Regions from separate parts of the Mus musculus genome. Here region 2 is linked to region 1. The links are chromatin loops, found by intact Hi-C in ENCODE. Cell type or tissue: heart. All regions are shown on one strand. Each heading gives the region's core, and the rest is flanking DNA. Links, peaks and the distances in the headings are about the cores only.

What was found. Hi-C counts contacts between places; a loop is a spot of excess contacts. Peaks named below come from ENCODE experiments on the same cell type or tissue, not always from the same donor. Only the 100,000 strongest peaks of a DNase experiment are listed, where the experiment ranks them.
Region 2: it touches region 1 in a loop (2.2-fold over the local background); 2 of 42 quality-filtered maps call a loop at or near these places.

What each region holds. Positions count from the first base shown.
Region 1 is chr4:128,627,046-128,637,420 of GRCm38, reverse strand. It overlaps Gm12958 (a long non-coding RNA gene), which reads right to left and starts at 63. Exons shown (of 2, transcript XR_868177.3): 1 at 1-63. In heart, for the core only: no CTCF peak of the experiment used is centred there; no DNase peak of the experiment used is centred there.
Region 2 is chr4:128,688,118-128,698,492 of GRCm38, reverse strand. All of the region lies in intron 1 of Phc2 (polyhomeotic 2), which reads right to left. Among named protein-coding and RNA genes, the nearest start is that of Gm33712, 34 kb to the left of the region's middle. In heart, for the core only: no CTCF peak of the experiment used is centred there; a DNase peak (open chromatin) is centred at 5,075; H3K27ac peaks cover 1,437 bases.

The sequences.
Region 1 (10,375 bases), core at 2,934-7,933:
AGCTGTGGGAAACTGTTCATCCGAAGGACGGATGAAAGCTGCAGGATGTTGAAGACCCTGGGGTCAGCAGAACGGCAGGGCTGCTGTGGGAACGGCTTTGTTATTTTAGCATAAGGAAGTTAGAAGATAGAGCCCAGGGACCTATAAAACGCGGTGGGAACACTTTGCAAGGGCCTGGAGTGAAGGCGATGCCTTGAGAGTCTTATTCACAGACTCAGCGATCACCCCTAGTTTCTTCTCCCCTTACCCCCTCCCTCAGCAGTCAAGGTTACACAGCAGCTGGCAATAGCATCTGTTCTTTCTCTCTCTCTCTTCCATCTTCTCAGGTGTCTTTGCACAAAGTCACCATGCCCTGTCTGCTCCTGCGGAGTAGCCTCCAATCTCAAGCTTTTAGGCAAATGAGTTCTTCCCATAGGAGTCTCTTGGACCCTATTTAGATCAGAGTATAAAAACAAGCTCCTGTGTTTTGGGAAGGAGAAGGGAGAGCAGAGGCACGTCTGGACACTGTTATAGATCTGTGGGTGGTAGCAAGTATACAAGACTTGATCAAAGAATGGGCTTGAGGGTGGTCTGGGCTGGATTATAGTTTCTGCAAGATATCCTCATAACCTGGCCTGAAATGACATCCATTTCTGGGGCTCCCCCACCCCCTTTAAAGATAGGATAGCCTGAAGCTTGTGAAATTCCTGCCTCAGTCTCCCCAGCTCTGTGATCATGGACACGAGCTACCAGATCTCGCTTCAGGAAAGTTCAGCTGTATTGCTGGGTAAGGAGCTGGCTGTGTCTGCCGGTGCATGTCTGTAGATGGCTTTCCAGTGTTCAAACATGTCTTCCAGTTGCCAGTACTCCAACTCTCTGTGACTGCATAGCTGTGGCAACCCCAAACAACATTCACGGTGCTCACAGACCTACAGTTTGGGGAGAGCTTGGCAGGAATAACTCCTCCCAACTCCATTTAGTGTTGTGGGGACAGCCGTGATCATCTGAAGGCCCTGGGATTTGCAAGTCTGGAGGCGGAGCTTAGCTGGGGCTGAGCCAAACCCTAGAGGTAGCCTTTCATTGTAGCCTGGACTTTTATGTAATTACCAGGTCCCTCGGGTAGGTGTCCTCAGAGTGAGAGGTGGGTGGTGGGCTAGTAGCCTTTGAGGTCAGTGCACACTGGGCTGTGTTCTACTCATTAGCAGCTCACTGAGGTTGTCCATCTGTAAAAGGGAAGAAACTAGAAGCCAGACCCTACCAGGTGGAATCTGTAAAACTATGCCACTTGAAGTCTGCCTGACTGCCTTTACATTCCAAAGAAGCTGGGTGGCCCATACACAAAGCCATGAATTTTACAGCCACACATACGACATAGAAGTAGGGGGTGGGAGTGATGGCTCAGGGGCTAAGAATATTCAGAGACCGAGTTTGGTTCCCCGCACATTCATCATAGACGCTTATAACTGCAGCTCAAGAGAGTTCGGTGCCCTCTTCTTTCATTTCTTGTGTGCACAGACATGTGCGCATATCTACTGTCAATGCTGTAAAAATTCCTGGCTTTGTGTATTGGCCACTGCTTTAGAGACTTTTTGGCCAGAGACAAAACAGTTCTCCAGGGTCATTAACTACTGAACCATGTTCCCTGCCTCTCCTCACGTGTCTGAAAGCTAAAAGTTTCTTAAAAGTTGTGTGTGTGCTGTTGCCTTAGCAACTAGCTTCTCTTATGTAACATGCCCCTCTTCACATCACATGACGATTTGGCATTGAACTCTTGCATTTTCACATTAGTGCGGGGACCACGTTATGGTCTTTTCGCCGGTGGCAAGACTTCAAAGTGTTTGGTTTGGTTTTAGGTTCAAAGTCCTGCTGTCTGCTAAGAAAGTAGAATGGGAGAACCGAACCTCCCCATGACCCTGGAGAACTGTTTTGTCTCTGGCCAAAATGTCTCTAAAGCAGTGGCCAATATACAAAGCCAGGAATTTTACAGCATTAACAGTAGATATGCGCACATGTCTGTGCACACAAGAAGACACATCAGCAAAACAGCCAGTGCCCATGAAGGTCACATGCTCCAACACCTACCCTCCACCCCCACACACCTACAGAGCAATAGGCAGACAAAGGAACACAGAGAAGGTCAAGTGTGGCTTGAGAGAGGGAGAGGAAGATGGTGTAGGAGGAGCTAAGCTGGGCTAGCTCAGGTCACAGCAGGGGATGCACTTTTATTCTCAGTGTGTTGGGGAGCTGTGGAAGTCTGTAAGCAGAACAGCATGATGACACATGTATCATTCAAAGATTACTCTCCATTCTGTGCGGAAAGTGGGTTGTAGGAGACCGGCAGGAGATCAGAGAGAATCCGGAGAACACAGCCAAGGTCTATGTGGAAGGTGATGGCCACAGTATCTAGAAGTATGGTGGTGGAGATGGGGAGTAGAGAGCGGGTTTTGGAAGGTTTCCCGGGTGACCTCGCCAGGGCTGGCTTCTGGGGATAAATGAAGGAGCAATCAGGAGTGGCTTTCAGGTTCGTGGGTTAAAGAACTTTGTAGACCGAGTTATACTGCACACTCAAGTTTCCTTAGCTGGAGACCCACGGGGCTGGGGTATAGCTCTGTGGTAGTATATTAACCCAGCATGTGCAAGGCTGTGGGTCTGCCTCCCATTGCTACCATAAAAGAGGCAGAGACACTGAGAATGCGTAGAATGGAGCAGGCTGGAAACTAGAAGTTTATTTTTAGCTAATTAAGTCTAGATTGCTTGCTTAATACCCCACCTCTAAAGTGAAGATGGCACATAGGTGGTTGCTTAAGAGCCTGGTGCCCAGTGGGAGGGAAGAAGCCATAGGCAAATAGATGCTAAGAGCCTGGAGACTATAAGGTGACCCAGGGAGAAAAGGGAAGGGAATCCTGCTCTTAGCTTCCTTTCTACTGCTGTAATGACACAGGAGACCAAGGCCAGCTCTTGGATGATGGTTTATTCCATCTTGAACCTCACAGCCTATCATGAAGGAAAGTCAGCAGGAGCCTCACGGCAGGAGCCTGGAGGCAGGAAGGGACGCAGAGGCCATGGAGGAGTGCTGCTTACTGGCTTGCTCCTTGGGGCTTGCTCTGCCTGCTTTCTTATGCAACTCAGGACCGTATGCCCAGGGATGGCACCATGCATACCAATCATTAATTGAAAATAAAAATGCCTCACAGACTTGTTTAAAGGCTAATAATATGGAGGCATTCTATCAGTGAAGACTTCCCAGATATGTCTACATTTGTGTCAAGCTGACCAAATCAACTAGCAGGCTGGAGCTTGCTGGGGATTTTGCTTATGTTGAGATGATGAGAAGCAGTCTGGGGAGAGGAGGACTTGAGGGCAGACTCACTTCAGGGAAGATGGAAGTAAGGAAGCAATATCAGAAAACTGATGGGCCTGTAAGACTCTCAGAAGGCCCAGTGGAAGGCAACCTAGAAGAGGCCTGGATTCCTGGGGTCTCGAAGGTTGTGAGCTGGAAGGGTGACTGCTAACACATTACAGGGAAGTGTTGACAGCTGTCAGGAAAACCCAGGGGGCTCTGGATCCCTTCTTCCACCTCCATGTTTACCCCACCTATCACACGCTTTCTGAGGTCGCTTCTGCCTTTGCCTTGGTGCCGACTATGTTGCTCAGAACAGGTGTAACCCCCGTTTGCTGGCCTTTGGGACGATGAAAGAAGGGTATTTGCCTCTTTCCCTAAAACTATGTAGAATCCTATGACCCCCCAGGAAGAATATTCTAGCAAGCTCATTATACAGAAAGGGACTTTCTAGAAGGTACCAAGAAAGGAGGATGGTAGTGGTCATGTCTCTTCCAGTGAGCACCTACAGTGGATCCCATGGGCGGAGGGAAGGACATCAGAACCTGTTTCTAGAAGAGGAGGAACCTCAAGCAAGCGTATTGGGTGGTGATAGGTGAATGGACCCTGTGATGGTTTGTATATTCTTGGACCAGGGAGTGGCACCATTTGGAGATGTGGCCTTGTTGGAATAGGTGTGACCTGTTTAAAGTAGGTTTGTCACTGTGGGTGTGAGCTTAATACTCTCACTCTAGGTGCCTGGAAGTCAGTCTTCCACTAGCAGCCTTTGGATGAAGACGTAGAACTCTCAGCTCTGCCTGCGCCATGCCTGCCTGGATACTGCCATGTTCCCACCTTGATGATAATGGACGGAACCTCTGAACCTGTAAGCCAGCCCCAATTAAATGTTGTTTTTTATAAGACTTGTCTTGGTCATCGTGTCTGTTCACAGTAGTAAAACCCTGGCTAATACAGACCCTAAGTGGGACCAGAATGAGGAAGGGTGGGGCTTTTACAGCCTCCAAATCCAGCCTTGGGTTTGAGTTCAACTTGCGCTTCCTTGCGGGGGTAGTGAGAACAGGCAACCATGAGGCAGAGAAGCTGAGATGACGGGCCAGAAGAGTGCAAAGTTGAAGCTGAAATAAGAGATGTGGAGGGGAAGAGAAGAGGTGAATCGATTGCTGTTGTTGAAGTTGTTAGGGTTAGAGTCTGGCCTACTTGTCCTTAATAATAGGTCAATTAAATAGGTTAATTAAAATTAAATTAAATAATAGGTCAAATTGAATAGTGCTAAGTGCTAGCAAAATGTACAAAATTGAGAATTAGTCAGTGTACTACATTTTATTTTATTTGTGTGTGTGTGTGTGTGTGTGTTTATGTTTATGTTTATGTGTGAGTTTGTGCACAAGAGGGCATCTGGAAACCCTGGAGCTGGAGTCACAGGCAGCTGTGAGCCTCCTGATGTGAGTGCTGAGAACCAAACCCAGGTCCTCTGCAAGCAACCAACACATTGAGAAAAGGAACCAATAAAGAGGTCCGGTGACCCCCACACCTTCAAAGTTCTGACTTAGGTCTAGAGAGATGGCAAGAGGTTACATGTCTGAGCAGAGCTGGTCGAAGGGTGGCTGCCAGGCATGGAGCCAGCATTATATCCACTTCAGTCTGCCTCCCAAGGATGCTCTGACAATTTCCCAGAACTCTATGAAGTCTCTTCCTGAGACATGAGCTTCAGCCTTTCGACTCTCCCAGCTTGAGATCCCAGGGGAAATGTCAGTTGCTTGGGGCCCCTCGTGCCAACAGTCTAAAGCTGAAGAGAGGGCACAAGCATCTCAGTAACACCTTTTCCTACCTGCTCAGTCACCCTGCTGTAAGTACAGGGCAGACGTGGGCCCACTAGTACACACCTCCCCGACACTCCCACCCCTGCCTGATAGTCCTGCTTCCCCCAGCTAGTACTGCTAGGGAAGTCATTATTTATTTCTGTTTCTAGATATCAAAAAAAAAAAAAAACCCAAACAAAACAAGACAAAACACAACAACAAAACACCCCCTTATTCAGAAATGCTTAGCTGGGCTCTTTCATTTCTTCACAGGATGGATGCTATTGCCTCCCACTGGTCTGCCCAAATCTCTGCTCTGGAGTCCTATTCATGGGGGCCTGGGGGGCGGGGATTTCCCAGAGCAGCCTTCTGCAAATCTATGGCACTTATCTGGACTCCTCTGTCTTCTGTCTAATCCTCTCCCAACTGAGCTATTTCAGCTTAAGACTTGTCTATCTATCCTAGTGATGTCCGAACTATCAGGAAGCGAAAACTCCCCTTTCTTTGGGTTGTTTAAGAGTTTGCTAGTGAAGGCATTGGGAACAGGAAGCTGAAAATAAGAAGGGATTCCATCGTCCAACCACAGCCATCCCCTGGAAGCCCAAATAGCGAAGTGATAACCAAGATTTCTGGTCTTCTGCAGAGAAAGAAACTCTCTTAGGGTCTGTGGAGGTCACTGGACTTCGGTGGGCAGTAGGTCTTCATCTGGAGGCTAGGGAGGGGGAAGGGCATGTGCTCACAGGAACTGGGTCCTGGGGTTTAAGAGAGAAGCTAACAGGTCCCCATTTTCATCCCCAACATGGTGGGAGTGGGGTAGGGTAGGGGGCAGTGGAAAAGAGGGGAATACAGATAACATGGTCTTGACAAATGTTTATGAATAAAAGGAACGCTGGCTGGTTAAAGAGGGGGGGGAGTCTGGAATTTAAAACACTTCTGGCTCTGTGATTCAAAGGCTTAGCAGGCTGTTTGACACACAGTCTGTAAGTCTCTGAGATCTTTGAAGAGGTCTCCAGGGAAGGGTCCGAGGCATGGGCAGGTATCACAAAGACTTTCCTATCAAACACTGTCTTCCCCGCCCCAGTCCTCCCTGTACTGGTGACATCAGGATAAAGCAAATTCATCTCCCATCTCCCACAAGAAAGGGGACCCGAGGCGATCTCATCCTGGTATTTCCTTCCTTTCTACTTGGCTGCAGATCCCACTCTTCTCAGGGTGGTGGTGGTTGGGGGGAGCCTTCTGGGCTCTGAGAGCTTAAGTTCCTACAGTGAGAGGCAAAAGGCTGCTTGTTGCCACCAATGTACCCTTCCCATCTAACATACTCTTGTTCTTCCCCTCCCCTCCCCTCTCCTCCCCGCCTCTCTTTTCATCTTCTCTCCTCTTTTTTCTGATTCTCTTCTCTTTTCTCTCCCTCTCCTATTTTTTTTCTTATCACAAGAAAGGTAACGGGCTATGGTTACAGTATTGAGTTCTTTACTTTTTAAAGATTTATTTCATTTTGCTTTATTTTATATTATGCATATAAGTGTTTTACTGACAAGTATGTATATACACCACATATGTACCTGGTGCCTTTGGAGGTCAGAAGAGGGTGCTGGGTCTCCTGGAACTGGAGTTTCTGATGGTTGTGAACTACCAATATTAATCCCAATGGTCAAGAATAAGACTACTACTATAATTTTTGATCCAAATTTGAAGAAGCTTTAATTAAATACTAGCCGGGATGATGGACTCCGGCCAGGTCCATCCTGGGATCCCCACGTTTTGCTGAGGTTTATAAAGGAGCGTCCATGAGGCTACGCACTCCCCACCAGGTCCAGTCGGGTGTGCGTGTCCCCTGATGTACTTCCTGCTCACGTACCACCCGCCTCCACGCGATCAAGCACATCCTGCTCACGTGCCACCCGCCTCCACGCGATCAAGCACATCCTGCTCACGTGCCACCCGCCTCCACGCGATCAAGCACATCCTGCTCACGTGCCACCCGCCTCCACGCGATCAAGCACATCCTGCTCACGTGCCACCTGCCTCCACGCGATCAAGCACATCCTGCTCACGTGCCACCCGCCTCCACGCGATCAAGCACATCTGGTGCAGTTGGCTCCAACACACTTGTTTAAGGGAGCAGAGACGTGGATTGTTCTCTCTCATAAACAGGAGCCCCCAGCACTTCAGGAAGTATCTGTCCTTGGGCAAGGGGCTTACAGGCCTGAGGCATTTTTGTTTTATGGATCTCTCAGGCAGAGCAATTATAACTTAAAGTGTAACTTTGGCTCTCACTTGATGTGGTGCTGGGAACTAAGCACAGGTCTCTGCAAGAACAGCAAGAGCTCGTGACCACCGAGCCATCTTCAGCCCCAGTTTTGAGTTAAGTGAATTCTCTGCATTTGTAGCATGGGCAGTCAAAGGTGGACCTGGATTCTAACAATCTTTCACACCTCGCTCTCCCACTAGCCTGTGGGCTGCACAAGGGCAAAGACTGCGACATCACGTTTAGCTATGTCATACTAACAAAGGGAGAGAATTGAGGTGGCTCCTTTCCCATCCCCAGCTAGTCGAGTGAAATATCAGATGCTGACAGAGTGGACCTGATGACTTGAACCACAGACACACGGACTTTATGCTATTGCAGCCAGGGACCAGTTTCCATCTGGCAGAAGAAAGTGAAGGAGATAGATTGATTTTTCCATTTACAGGTCATTCTTGACAGAACCAGGGCACAGAGCAGCAGATTAAGGTGTATATTCCCAAAAGGAAAGGAAAGAGGAAGGCAGAGGAGACATTCCCACTGTTTCCTCAAACTGGTCACTAATGTAAGTCCCACTTCCTCCCTGAAAAGGGAAGGGGAAAGCAAGCCAGGAGGGTCACACTGAAAGAGGGTCACACTGAAAGAGGGTCACACTGAAAGAGGGTCACACTGAAAGAGGGTCACACTGAAGGAGGGTCACACTGAAGGAGGGTCACACTGAAGGAGGGTCACACTGAAGGAGGGTCACACTGAAGGAGGGTCACACTGAAAGAGGGTCACACTGAAGGAGGGTCACACTGAAAGAGGGTCACACTGAAGGAGGGTCACACTGAAGGAGGTTCTTTTACATGGAAGGAAGGAAATGCCAAGTGTCCAGAAGAACGTTCTCTCTAACCACATGCTCCAGGCAAGGACCCAGAAGTCAAGAGAGTTCACACAGGCTAGTTAGTAGTGAGTATCAACCATTCCTTTGATATAACCATCTCGGTCTTCTTGTGTTTTTCATGGGGGGAGGACTCCCCCAACCCTAGAGATGTAGAGAGGTAGGGTCTGATCATTTCTAGAAGAGAAGAAAGTGACAGGGTCCTGCCTTCTCTACTCCTCTTGAGCTAGAGTGAGAACCATGGACTAGTATTTGGCACACCCTGAATTGTAAGGCAAGACCTTCAAGAGTAGACTCTGCCATTGGTAATTCACTGGTGGAACAAAAGACAACTCTATCTGGCTTTTCTGGCAGCAGGCCCCGTGTGTCTGGGAGACTGGGCAAGTCGCTAACCACAGCAGCAGAAATGGTTTTCCTCATGGGACTGATTTTGGCTGTGTGGCCATGAAGTTGGGTTCTCTTTGTCCCCAAAGATTTCAGAAGTTAACCCAAATCCATTTTTTTTTAAAGTTTCCTTTTTGCTTTCATCAGCCTGAGCCAGAGTCTGCAGCAGACAGGCATACCCAGAACAGTGATGGCAGAGAAGAAATTGTGGGAGAAATAGCTGTTGACAACAGGCTGAGGAAGTAAGGGTGAGTCTAAGAATTGGTTCTCAGGGCCTGCTGGGGCCAAAGATGGTGAAAACCCAGCTTTCAGCTCTGTGCTCTAGTGGGTTAAGAATATTTTTGTGAAAACATCTTATTATTCGAGCTTCTAGTCACTCAGAAGGATGGATGTGCCCATATCAGGCGGGGCTCTGAGGCCCAGGGGTCATTGCTTCATCACAGTGTGAATCATGAGACCTGAGGAACTGGAGTTGGTGTGGATGTTTCTAACTACACTTGACAAACTCATATTCTAACTCTTTTTTTTTAACCTACTTTTAATAAGGATTCTCAAATACTTCCATCTGCCCTCCCCCCAGCCCACTGTCAAAAGGTAGGAGAGAAAAGATGGTAAGTAGGACAAGGGGATGTGGGTCTGTGTAGAAGTAGCTCCTTGGGATGATTCCAGTCCATGGAATCCAGCAGTCCACTTCAATAGTGTCAGGATATCAAATCAGCAGTGGTGGCATGATCCAGCAGAAACCACCAGGTCTCCACCAAATTGGCAACAGTCAGCAGGAGTGACCAGGACCAGCTGGGGTGCCAGAAGTTCTCAGCCATGACTTTCTCAACAAAGCAAAGATCAGCAAAGACAAAGGCTTGAGACCAGTGAAGCGTTGCACAGCTAGCTTCACAAGAATGCGGTCACTGTGCATTGAGTCCTATTTATACTCTTTCCAAACATCATGTGTCCTCCCACAGGTCTTGCATGAGTCTGTCTTAGCAAAACACCATGTGAATCTGCATCACATGACATATCCAGAAATTTCCACTTGGGATGGCTGTGATCGAAGGCTTAGCTATTGTATCCAGAGGCAGGGACCAAGGGAAGTGCTAGCATGGCTGCAGTTCAGAGTTCAGAGCCAGGGAAGCTGGCACTAAGATTTGCCATGGGAGATTTGGAGCCATGGCCAGTTTCAGATGTAGCTAGAAATTCCACCAAAGCAGAGAAGGAGGGGGAAGATGTAGGGAACCTGGAAGTCAGCTCAAGATACCCCAAGACCAAGTTCTCAGCACAAAGGAGATTGATTTGCCCCAGACAGACAGAGGTCAGGGATAAAGGTCAAAGACAGGAGACAGAGGATGAGGGAGAAGGGGAAGGGAACAAAGGAGAGGGGACAAAGTAGGGGGCAAGGGAGAGGGGTAAGGGTAATTGTCCTGAGAGGGGACAAAGGACTGCTTCTGGATAGAGAGGATTCAAGTATGGCACACGGGTAAATTAAGATTTATAAAGGTAAAGGGGGAAATCCTGTGCTAGGGTGAGGTGTTTAGTTTTGACTGGAAATGCTAATTTGAGTGAGTCACAGGGGGTTTTTGATTGCTGGACTTCAATACTTTAATAGCTGGACCCTGGCAGTCATTTGTAGAAGACGAAAGTGTCTAAATAAGGAACTAGACCTTGGTGAGTAGCTTTAGGAACGTAATCTAATAGTCTTCAGCAAGGCAGAGGGGATGGGAGAGAGAAGGGCAAGGCCTGGCAGAACG
Region 2 (10,375 bases), core at 2,160-7,159, 62 kb before region 1:
ACTCCTCCTCAATTTCCTCTTCCTAGTCTCATTCCCCTTTCTCTTCCTTCTAATGACTGCCTTATTCCGTCCCAAGGCCACCCACCCCTGTGGACTCCCACTGTGAACCACAGCCAAGTCTCACTAATGGCTGACAGCCAGAACTAGAAATATGTTTTTCTCTGGTTCCAACTCACTGTGTGGTTCTGTGTGAGGCTGAGCTCCAAAGCTGCCGTTCCTGTTTCAGTCAGGCCTCCCTCCCAACCACAAGGGACCACTTTGAGCGATGTGCTGACTGGAACTGGCTTGGATAGCGATCTTATTACAGGTCTCTGAGGCCTACAGGGCTTGAGACCCGGCAGCTGGAGAAATGCTGATGGTTCTGTCCTTTCAGGAGCCGCCAAGTCTAGGAAACACTAGGCCTTTGTCCCCAGGGTCAGGGAAATCCATTTGCTGTGGATTATGGCTGTGATGGTGTTCCAGGGAGGCAGAGGGGGAAGATAGTGAAAACAGCTCTTAAACCCTCACCAGAGACCGCAGGTCCAGCGGGATGAGGCTTTCTAATGGGATCAGGGCTTGACAGGAAGAGAGAGGTCTAGGGCCCCCCCCCCCCACAATGGCTGCTCCTGGTACCAGCATATTGGCCTCTGTGTAGAGTCTGAAAAGGCAGCATGAAGGGTTCCTCCTGGGTGCCTCTCTCTTCGAGGGGGGAGACAATGATTGAAAATTCAGTTCTCTAGACTGAGGGAGCTAGGGGAGACCCCCTTCCACCTCCAGGTTGCAGGGTGAATCCCTACACCCCCATCCTTCGCAGAGCTCCGGCAGCACTGTGAAGGTACGGAGGCACTGGGCAGCTCAAACCTCCCTCCTGACCTCCCTCTGTGCCTGCCGTGTCTCTTACAAACCTAGATCAAGGTAAAGAGAACAGGGAGATGGCTCAGCGGATGGAATGCGTGCCCAGCAAGCTCAAGGGCCTGAACTTGATCCCTAAGGACCTAAAAAGCTGGACGGCTCACCATGCACCTGGAACCCCAGCACTGGGTGGCAGGGTGCAGAGAGGGCAGGATCCCCGCCCGGGCTTGCTGGCCAGCTAGTCTAGTCAACTCAGCAAGCTCCCAGCTCAGTATGAAGCCCTGTCTTAAAAAAATCAAGTGGATAAGCAATAGAGGAAGACACCTGACAGTGACCTCTGGACTCCATGCACATGCATGCGCCTATACACATGCACTCATACCCCCCCCCCCCCCCACACACACACACAGGAACACATACACACATGGCGGGGGTGTATGTAGGTAATCAAAGAAAGTAAACCAAGTATATTAAGGAAAGGCAACAAGACAGAAGTGTCAGAGGCATAGCTAGAGCAGACCACTGCTCTAGCAAGCCAGACAATGACCTCATAGCAAAACACAAGAGCGTGCGCTCACATCAGCAGCCTTTTCCTGCTGAGGCCTGATATTTCTTGGTACCATAGAAAAGGCAGATTCTACCGAGCGTTTATGCTCCAACCTGGTGCTGATTTGTTGACAAGCATTCGCAGAAGAAAGAGAAAGATTTGATCTTACCCCTTCTGGGCTGGGCTGGGGAGTAAGGTGTGAGGGCGGGGTTTGTCTTGGCTCAGGAAGCTTCAGTCTCATGGTTCTGAGGTGGGCCAGTCTCCCTGAGGTCTTTAGTGGATGTGAGGAGTGAAAAGAGGCAAGGACTGGTGAACATTGCTGTAAGCCAAGCAGCAAACCAGAGAGGCCAGAAGGACTCAGAGGAACAAAGTTCTCTTCAGTTTCAGACAACCTTGTTGGTCACGGCAGCCCTAGAAAGTATTAAAGTGTACTGCCTACATCTAACTCTCATGAGCCAAACGAGGTCAGATGAAGCTTGTAGGAAAATTGCAGAGACATAACTCAGTCTCGCCAATGTAAGGGCCCTGTGGGTCACATCAGGGGGTCCCAACATGTGGCCTCAGGAGGGTTCCCAAGACTGTCAGCTCTCAGGCCCCACTTCAGACCCAGAGAAGCAGAGATTCCAAGACTGGGGCTCAGCAACTGTGTCATGACCAGCCATGCAGGGTTTCTGATGCACCGAAGGCTGAAAGCCGCTGTCAGAAGGCCACTCTCAGACCTCTAAGAGATGAAAGAGGAATGGCCATGTGCCTGAGATGGTCCACATGAAGTGCCTCAAAAGTGCTAAGTTAGGGGACTGAGAGAAGAGACTTAACAAATGGAGTGTCTCCCCTGATAGAAATGGAAGAGCAGCTATGCAAAGGGGCACAGAGCTGGCTGCTCTCAGAGACATTCCCAAGGCATCTGCCCCATCTGTCCCATGCTGCATGGTCCAGCGTTCTGTCTCCCATTACCCTTCACTGAGGCCACTCCCTATGTCCCACCTCCCTAGCAGAATCGGCTTTTCCTGTGCCAGCCAGGAACATGTCTGTTCTTCCTAGAGCCCAGCCTTTGTCACATTTGTCTTCATCCATCCTTTGTCACATTTACTCAGTGTGCGTGTGCACGTGTGTGTGTGTGTGTATGTGTGTGTGTGTGCATGTGTGCACTCACATGCACACTGTAGAGTCAGAGGACAACTTGTTGGAGTTGGTTTTCTCCTTTTATTATGTGGGTTTTGGTCACTGAACTCAGGTCACCAGGCTTGGTGGCAAGTGCTCTTACCTGTTAGGCCATCTCCTTAGCCCTCCCTATCTTTGATCTGCCAAGAGGCCAGCTGACTTTCCCAGCAGGTGGTGACTGGTATTTTCATTTACACTGGACACTGTGAATGGCTAGCAACAGTGGCGTTGGCTGTGTGAAGAATAGACCTGAAGTCCTGCTGATACATCTCACTCCTCAAGAGAGCTCTCAGAGACACCAAAGCACCCGTGACACTATTCTGTGATCGTGACGCCTTTGAAACCTTGAGACAGCATGGACACATTTACTCAAGTTGGTGGTCCTGATTCAGGCTCAATGAACAAGGCCATTACATATAAAGTTTGACTTGGGGAAGGAGTAAGGAGACAGACAGGAAAGAGGTGTTGATGTGATGGCTGTAAAGACCCAGTTACTGTGCAAGGCACACACGGGAGATCCTGCTCAGGCAGCCTGGCCTCCAGCCCAGGCTGCACCATTAATTAGCTGGGCTTGAAGCATCAGCACCAGCAGAGATGATAATGTCCTACCTCCTACCTCACACAGACTCTGCCAAGATGAACCAGGACGCGTAGGCCTAAGGAAACATTTTTAAACAAAATTGACAAGAATTCAGTACAGTATGAGTTCAGAAAGGGGGAGGGTTGAGATCAGGGAGTGAGTGTGAAAAGGGCGGAGTGCACATACATGCGCTCGTGCCAAGTCGAGCTCTTTCTCACTCATTGTCCGGTTTTGCAAAACAGATAGGGTAGCAGCAAGACACCACATTTGCTTGAATGAGTACATATATGCTTTGAGACAAGGTCTCATTATGTAGCACAGTTGACCTGGGACTTGGTCTCTAGATCAAGCTGGTCTTAAACTCAGAGAGAGAGAGAGACACACACACACACAGAGACAGAGAGACAGAGAGAGACAGAGAGAGACAGAGAGTGCCATCTGCCTCTGCTCAAAGGCATACACCACTGCACCCCAAGAGTATAAGGTTTGGAGAGCAGCCTGGCCTGTGCACTGAGTCCCGAGCCTTGCACAGACCAGGATGATGCAAGACCACTGAGCTCTGTTCTCAGTTCTACCTTTGCTTTTTGAGACAGTCTCTCCAGGCTGGCCTTATGCTCACTCTGTAGCTCCAGCAGGACTTGAGCTTACAACCACCCTCCCCAGTCTCTGGAGTGGCTACAATTACAAATCTGTGCACCACCATGTCTGGCTAGAGTCAATTTAAAAAAATGAGTATGGGTGTTTTGTCTACATATGTCTCTGCACAACTTGCATGCCTGGTCCCCAGAGGCCAGAAGAAGGCATAAGATCCCCTAGAACTGAACTGTTGTGAGCCACCACATGAATGCTGGGAATCTTCCTCTGGAAGAGCAGTCAGTGCTCTCAATTGCTGAGTCATCTTTCCAGCCCCAGTTAATTCTTTCTTTTTAAGTAGCCTAGTAGAGTTGTACATTTTTGGCACATAGACATCTTAGTAGCTAATGCTATAAAAGATCACTGTAAGATTCTCTCTGTATTGAATCTCCCTATAAAGTATACAAACATGTGTATGCACACACATATACACATATGTACATATATGAACACACACACACACACACACACACACACACTCCTAGTATTTCTAGAACCTGCATGATCTGCATTCCAACTTGGCTTTGGTCTGGCTTGGAGCAGGTTAGCCCAGACAGGCTAGCCTGCCCCTGCTGTGTTCCCACAAGCCTAAGTGGGACAGGGATCGAGAAGCACCCCATTGCCAGGCTTGCAGAACAACCGTTCCAGGGCTCGCACGTTAGTGTGGACATTTTTGAGAAGCCCTCCTTTCTCTTCCTGTCATACCTATCCCTGGACCACGGCTCAGTCTCAAGTGGCCTACAGGGTCACCTGACATTTTGTAGTTCTTGGGGGGGGGGGGAGCTGACAAGTTTGCTGACTCTAGAAAGGCAAACACCAGGGACTATGTTGGGGTACCCTGCTGTCCTATGGCCACGGGGGTTCTACCTCAGATCCTGTAAGACTGTAAAGCTTAGCCCTTTCCAACACTAGGAGGAGATGGCAGGGTCAGGGCTGGGAACAGATCCTCTGGACAGACACACTGCAGGGATAAATGGGCACCTCTAAAGCCACGCATGCAGATGTGAGGGATTGCTCCTGGGTAGGAGGCCACCATTCTGGGACTGGCATAGTGAAGGAAACAGCTCTAGCCACTTGCTTAGAGACAGGAGCTGTACTATGCGTGATCTCATTTGGTCCTCCTGCCAGGCAGAGGGGTCACTCTATCACCGTTCTCACAAGAAAACAGAGGAGGACTTCCCCGAGGCCACAGAGTCAGGAAAAGCTCGTGTTGTATTTGAACTTAGTTCACATACCAGATGCAGGCTCTCCTGTGCTTGCTACAGCATGGGCCAGCTGGTGCTTATGAACTGGGCTCCTACAGCCTTCTGTCTAATAACAGCAGTCTCAGGAGAATCATCCCAGCAAGGTCAGGCCAGGCCAGGCCAGTCAGTGCCAGCTCTCCCAGGTGCTGCCTGCTCTCCCCCACCCCCAAACTACACTTGGAGAAAGAGTAGGGAGCGTGTAATATTTGCTGGCTCTCTCTGTTCCTAAGTATTCTCACACAATACATAGAAAGCTGGTCACAGAGCCGTCCACATGACCCTTGCTGTAACTGAATTCAAAAGCAAAATAATAATAAAATAAAAGCTGCCCAGCAGTGCTTTGGAGGGAAGGGACAGAGGCGGCCTTTCTTTCCTGAATCTCCACACACTCTGGGCATGGAGTCAGAGAGTCAGTATGCCATGTAAGAAAAGAGGAGGAGCTTAGTCTGAGAAGGCTGTTGGATTCTTGCTACTGTCCCAGTGGGGATGCTGTGGACAGGTCACCCAACCCCTCTCTATGGGCTCTTTCCTTATCTGTAAAATGATGCTAATAACACTGACGAAGAGTTACCCGGAAAATCCAAAGAAAAGGTGAGCTAAACACAGAGCCCCAGGCGCAGCACAAACACACACTTAGTTGAAGCATCCCCACCCCCTTTCCCCTGCCTCGGCTTCTCTGTGCTGCTGTGGAGCAGTGGTTAGAGACAGGGAACAAGTTCCCAGAGAGAATAGCACCAGCCCCAGATCCAGCTACAAAGCAGAGCATTCCAGAACAGCCCGAATGAGGTGCGTGTAATTTGATGCTCTCCGGGCTGGCTTGGACATGAACTTTTTACCAGACCCTCAAAGCCTAGGAATTTTCTTATAAAGGAGAGAGAGGGAGGGGGAGGGGGAGGGCGAGGGGGAGGGGGAGGAGGAGGGAGAGGGAGAGGGAGAAGGAGAAGAGGAGGAGGAGGAGAGGAAAGAGAGAAAGTATGAACAAATGATCTCTCCCTAAACTGAAGGCATATAAGACTGAGTGTATGTGTGTGCAGGTGTGCATATGTGTGTACGTGCATGCGTGTGTGCATGTGACACACGTGTCACGCATTTTCTCATGAACATATGTGGTCTGAGAGAAGTGTGAGACTGGAAGCTAGTCACTCATTCATGCTTCCAACTCTCCCACACTCTGTGCCAGCTGTCTTTCAGATGCCCAGAGTGAGGCTGCTCCCGGAACGTTCTTTGCAGGCTACTTCTCATGTGGTGGTTGGGTTATCAGCACTCAAGGCGACTGCCTGAAAACTATCAAGGCGACTGCCTGAAAACTACTGCACATCACACTACAAATAGCTGGAAATCTGAGCTTCCCTCTTCCACTCTCTCCTCCCAGCCTCCTCTTACATTGGCTCAGTCCATTAGCAGAGGGCTCAGCCCTCCGAAGGGGCTTTCTCCTGCTCTGCTTTGCCCCAGCCGCTTCTCATGCCAGTTAATCACAGCCCTGAAAGTGATCCCAAAGGGCAGAGGATGTGGTTCAGTTGGTACAGTGCTTGCCTAATGTGCAGAAACCTCTGAGTCCAAGCCCCCAGAACCACATGAACTGTCGTGGCTACAGAGAGTTCATTGCCACCCTGTGATACACAAGAGTCTGTCTCAAAGGTTAAAATAGGGGCTGGGGAGATGGCGCAGCAGATAAGAGCACTGTAGGTTCTTCCAGAGGACCTGGTTTCTGTTCCTGGCACCCACATGGCAGCTCACTACCACCATAACACCAGCTCCAGAGGGTCGGACACCATCTTCTGGCTTCTATGGAGACCAGGCACACACACAATGCGCAGACATATGGAAGTAAAATACACAAAACCCCCAAATATTTACATTCTTCTTTCTTAAAGTAACTCTTTAAAAATTAAGCAAATAAATAGTTCACAATTTGTAAATCCAGCTCTCAGGCCTCTTTGTACTCATCTGCCTCAAGTTATAGTGTTTAACCGCAGTTAATGTTCCTGCATGTCCAGGAAGCCTGTGGTCTACTGTGACTACCAGCCTTTCTTCCCTTAGCGTCATTGTTGGCTTTACCCAGACCACCAGTTTACCTCCAGCTTCCTGGACTCCTATGTGCTCCCTACTATCTGCAGGAGAATGGACCCACTGGGGTAGAATCAATATTTCACTGTTATCTGTCAACTACAACTCTATACCCTACTTCCTTTTTCATACTTATAAACAGCAAGTAGCTAGTTTGGACTGAGTCTCTGGGAAGAAAAGGCAGAGAGACTGGGGTGGTTAGGAAGCGGAAAGTGGACAGACAGCTCCCCGGACAGACAGTTCCCCGTGAGGCTGCTTTCTTCCCCGTGGAGCTGTCTGAGCAGAGCTGTGGGCCAGGCAGGTGCACATCCCAGGGGAGTGTCCCCCAGGCCATGCCTGCAGCCTGCTGTCAAAGACACTTTTCTGGACACCAGGAATCCACCTGAACAAGCTGTATACTCCTGCAGTTTATAGCTCTGCCATATAAGGATGTTTTAAAGGCTAATAATGCTATTTGTTTTTTAAGGTGTGGGACAAGCCCAAACTGGTTTTACTAAATAAAGAAAAGAGAAAATTGTGTTAGTATGAACTTCCTGATGTTCCCCCATCCGCTTAGAGGGGAGGAAATCACTCCTTTCGCATGTGGGGAGGGGCGCCGAGAGCTGACTCTTTCATGAACCATCCAATTAGCCCACTCACGCCCACTCATCCAGGCTTTCCTCATCTTATGTACTTGGTACTGGATGGGGAACAAAAGCGATTGACTGCTCTTGAGGAAATGACCAAGTGAGGTGCGAAGCAAGATGAATCCACAGGTGTACCAGCGGTTAGACAACTTGATGTGGTTTTGTTTTTGTTTTTGTTTTCCCCACAGAGGGCCAGGCAGTATATAAGCTAAGCTTTGCGGGCCGCATGCAGTCTGGATCGTATATTCTCTCTCGGCTGCCTTCCATTTAAAAGTGTACGGTCTGTTTTTAGCCCGAAGGCTTTCCACTAGGTGTGCAAGACAACTTTTAGCTCAGTCAGCTCAGGTTTTGTCTTAGGAGGCTTCTTTAGGCAGAGCCAGGAAGGATCATCCCAGGTGGGGTTCAGGCTGTTGTTATAGATCACCCCATTAGCTTAGAGCTGAGATTTGCTGAATGGGCTCTGTCACTTAGATAACTGAAAGCGTAAACTTCCTGGTCCACAGTGGTCTTTTAGACCTGAGCATGCATCAAAATCAGCCAATTAGCCCAGTCCCTCCCCCCAACCCCCCCCCCCCAGCCCGGAGTTCTCATGTGGCCTCCAAGGGCCAAGCCAGACTGTATGAGCAAGCTGGGCTGAAGAACTGAGACCCGAGAGGGAGGAGGTTTAGTGGCACCAAAGAGGGGCCTTGACCCTGACCCCTGCAGTTATGGATGGCTCTCCCTTCCCAGGAAGGCTCTGAGTCTCCTTGGGCAAGATTTGTGTGTGTGTGTGTGTGTATCTTCCCTTCAACATCTGTGTTGGCACTCATCCTGTCTAGCTTCTCAAAAATTTACATATTTTAAACCACGTCTGCAAAAACGGCTCTTATGCAATGTGCCTAGTATGTATCCTCTGATAGGGCAGTACTTCTCGTTTAGCACATACCTTAAAATGATTCCTTAAAAAAAAAAAAAAAAGTCAGACATGGTGCTCAGAGAGAAGGTGGCGAGAAAGGAAAGAAGTCATAGTGAAGTCCACAGAGCTATCCACAGAGGACTCTGTGGGCATCCACACACACAAGAAGTCATTAATCTGGAAGACAATGAATGGCAAAGGCAATTAGCCTGCCTGGGGTCTTAGCAAGCCAATGAGCGATGCAGCAAGGCTCCGGAGGGTCTAGTGGAAGGGCAGGGTCATTGCTGGGGAACTGAGGAGGAGGTCAAGGCAAGGGAGGTGGGGAAGCCACCAGGGGCTTCATGAGGTCTTCATGGTTAATGTCGAACTGTGGAAGCAGCCAGGAATGGCTGTACCCTTGCCAGGCTCTACCCACTGCTAGGCTTGGGCACAATCCTGACAATAAACCAGGTGCTTCAGTTGTGCACACACATATATACACACACGTGCACACGCACACACATGCACACACACACACACACGCACACGCACACACACGTCTGTCATCCACCTGTAAAGTCTAACCTGGCAGAGGGGCAGGCTGAAGACTGCCTGACTGAGTAACGCAAGGAGCGCATGCCAGGACACTGGTGGAGTTAAAGAGACAGCTCCAAACTTCAGCTTGAGGCCCTCCCCTGCACACTGCACAGCGTGCTTGTCATCTTGGCCACAGCCTCATCCGCATGCACGTTCCCACGCTCTGCTCTCTGCAGACACTCTAAAGGCACGTGGATGGCTTCTTCCTTTCTAGGCACCTTCTCCAGACAGAGTCCCTTGTCCACCCTCAGTCATCTGCACATGAGACACCACCTTCTGTATCTATAAATCACTCAAATGTCAAAGTCGCCTCCACAGCTTCTGTCCCTGATGTCTGCAGGGCCCTGACAGCTTTGTCATTCTTATAGGAAAACAAAAACTAAAACTAAATAAAATAAAAACAAAAACGAGGTTAAAAACAAAAAAAGGAATGAACCACAGCTGGCTTGACGGCATAGAGAGCCCAACCCGAAGCAGATTGTCCTACCGTGGGGTGCAGGTTTGTGGCTGTGGTGTCCCCGCCTTCAAGACCATCCCATTTATCTCTTTGTTCCACTCCCTCTCTCTTCCTGCACAACGCTGCAATCACACACATACTCTGGGTTGGGGGGGGGGGGTTGAAGAACAGCCTAATTTCCTGATGATTATGTTGTTACCTAGCAACAGCCAATCAGGGGCCAGGCTTTTTGTCTGCAGTATTTCATGCAAATAGTTTGGAGAAATTGCAGGGTAACACAGGCTGCTTAGTCTGTCTTCTCAGGGGACACATTACAGAACACAACCAACCCAAAGGGGGACTACTGGAGCCGGGCTCATGTGTGTGAGTGCAGGCCATCTGACCTCAACACTTACCCTTCTGCCCGGTACAGAGAATGCAGTTCTGGAGAGATACTCATGGGGCCAGAAACTTGGGAGAGTGTCTGAGCAGCAGCCATCTGGACCCTGGATCTAAAAAGCTGCTCATCTGGTCCACAGCACACTGACCCCAGAGACCCCTTGCTTGCTTCCCAGCAAGGCAGAGACATCTCCTGCTGCGGAGCTGTCTGTGGAGGGATGGGGTACCTTCCTATATTCACGAGCTGAGAGACTGCTGCACTCTAAGAAGGCAGTGGCAGCTCCCTAACCTGTGCGTGCCCACGGCCTCATCTCCAAGGCCAGATGTTGGCACCAAAGACTCCACCTTGGTCTATTGGTGGAAAACTCTATTCTTACCCT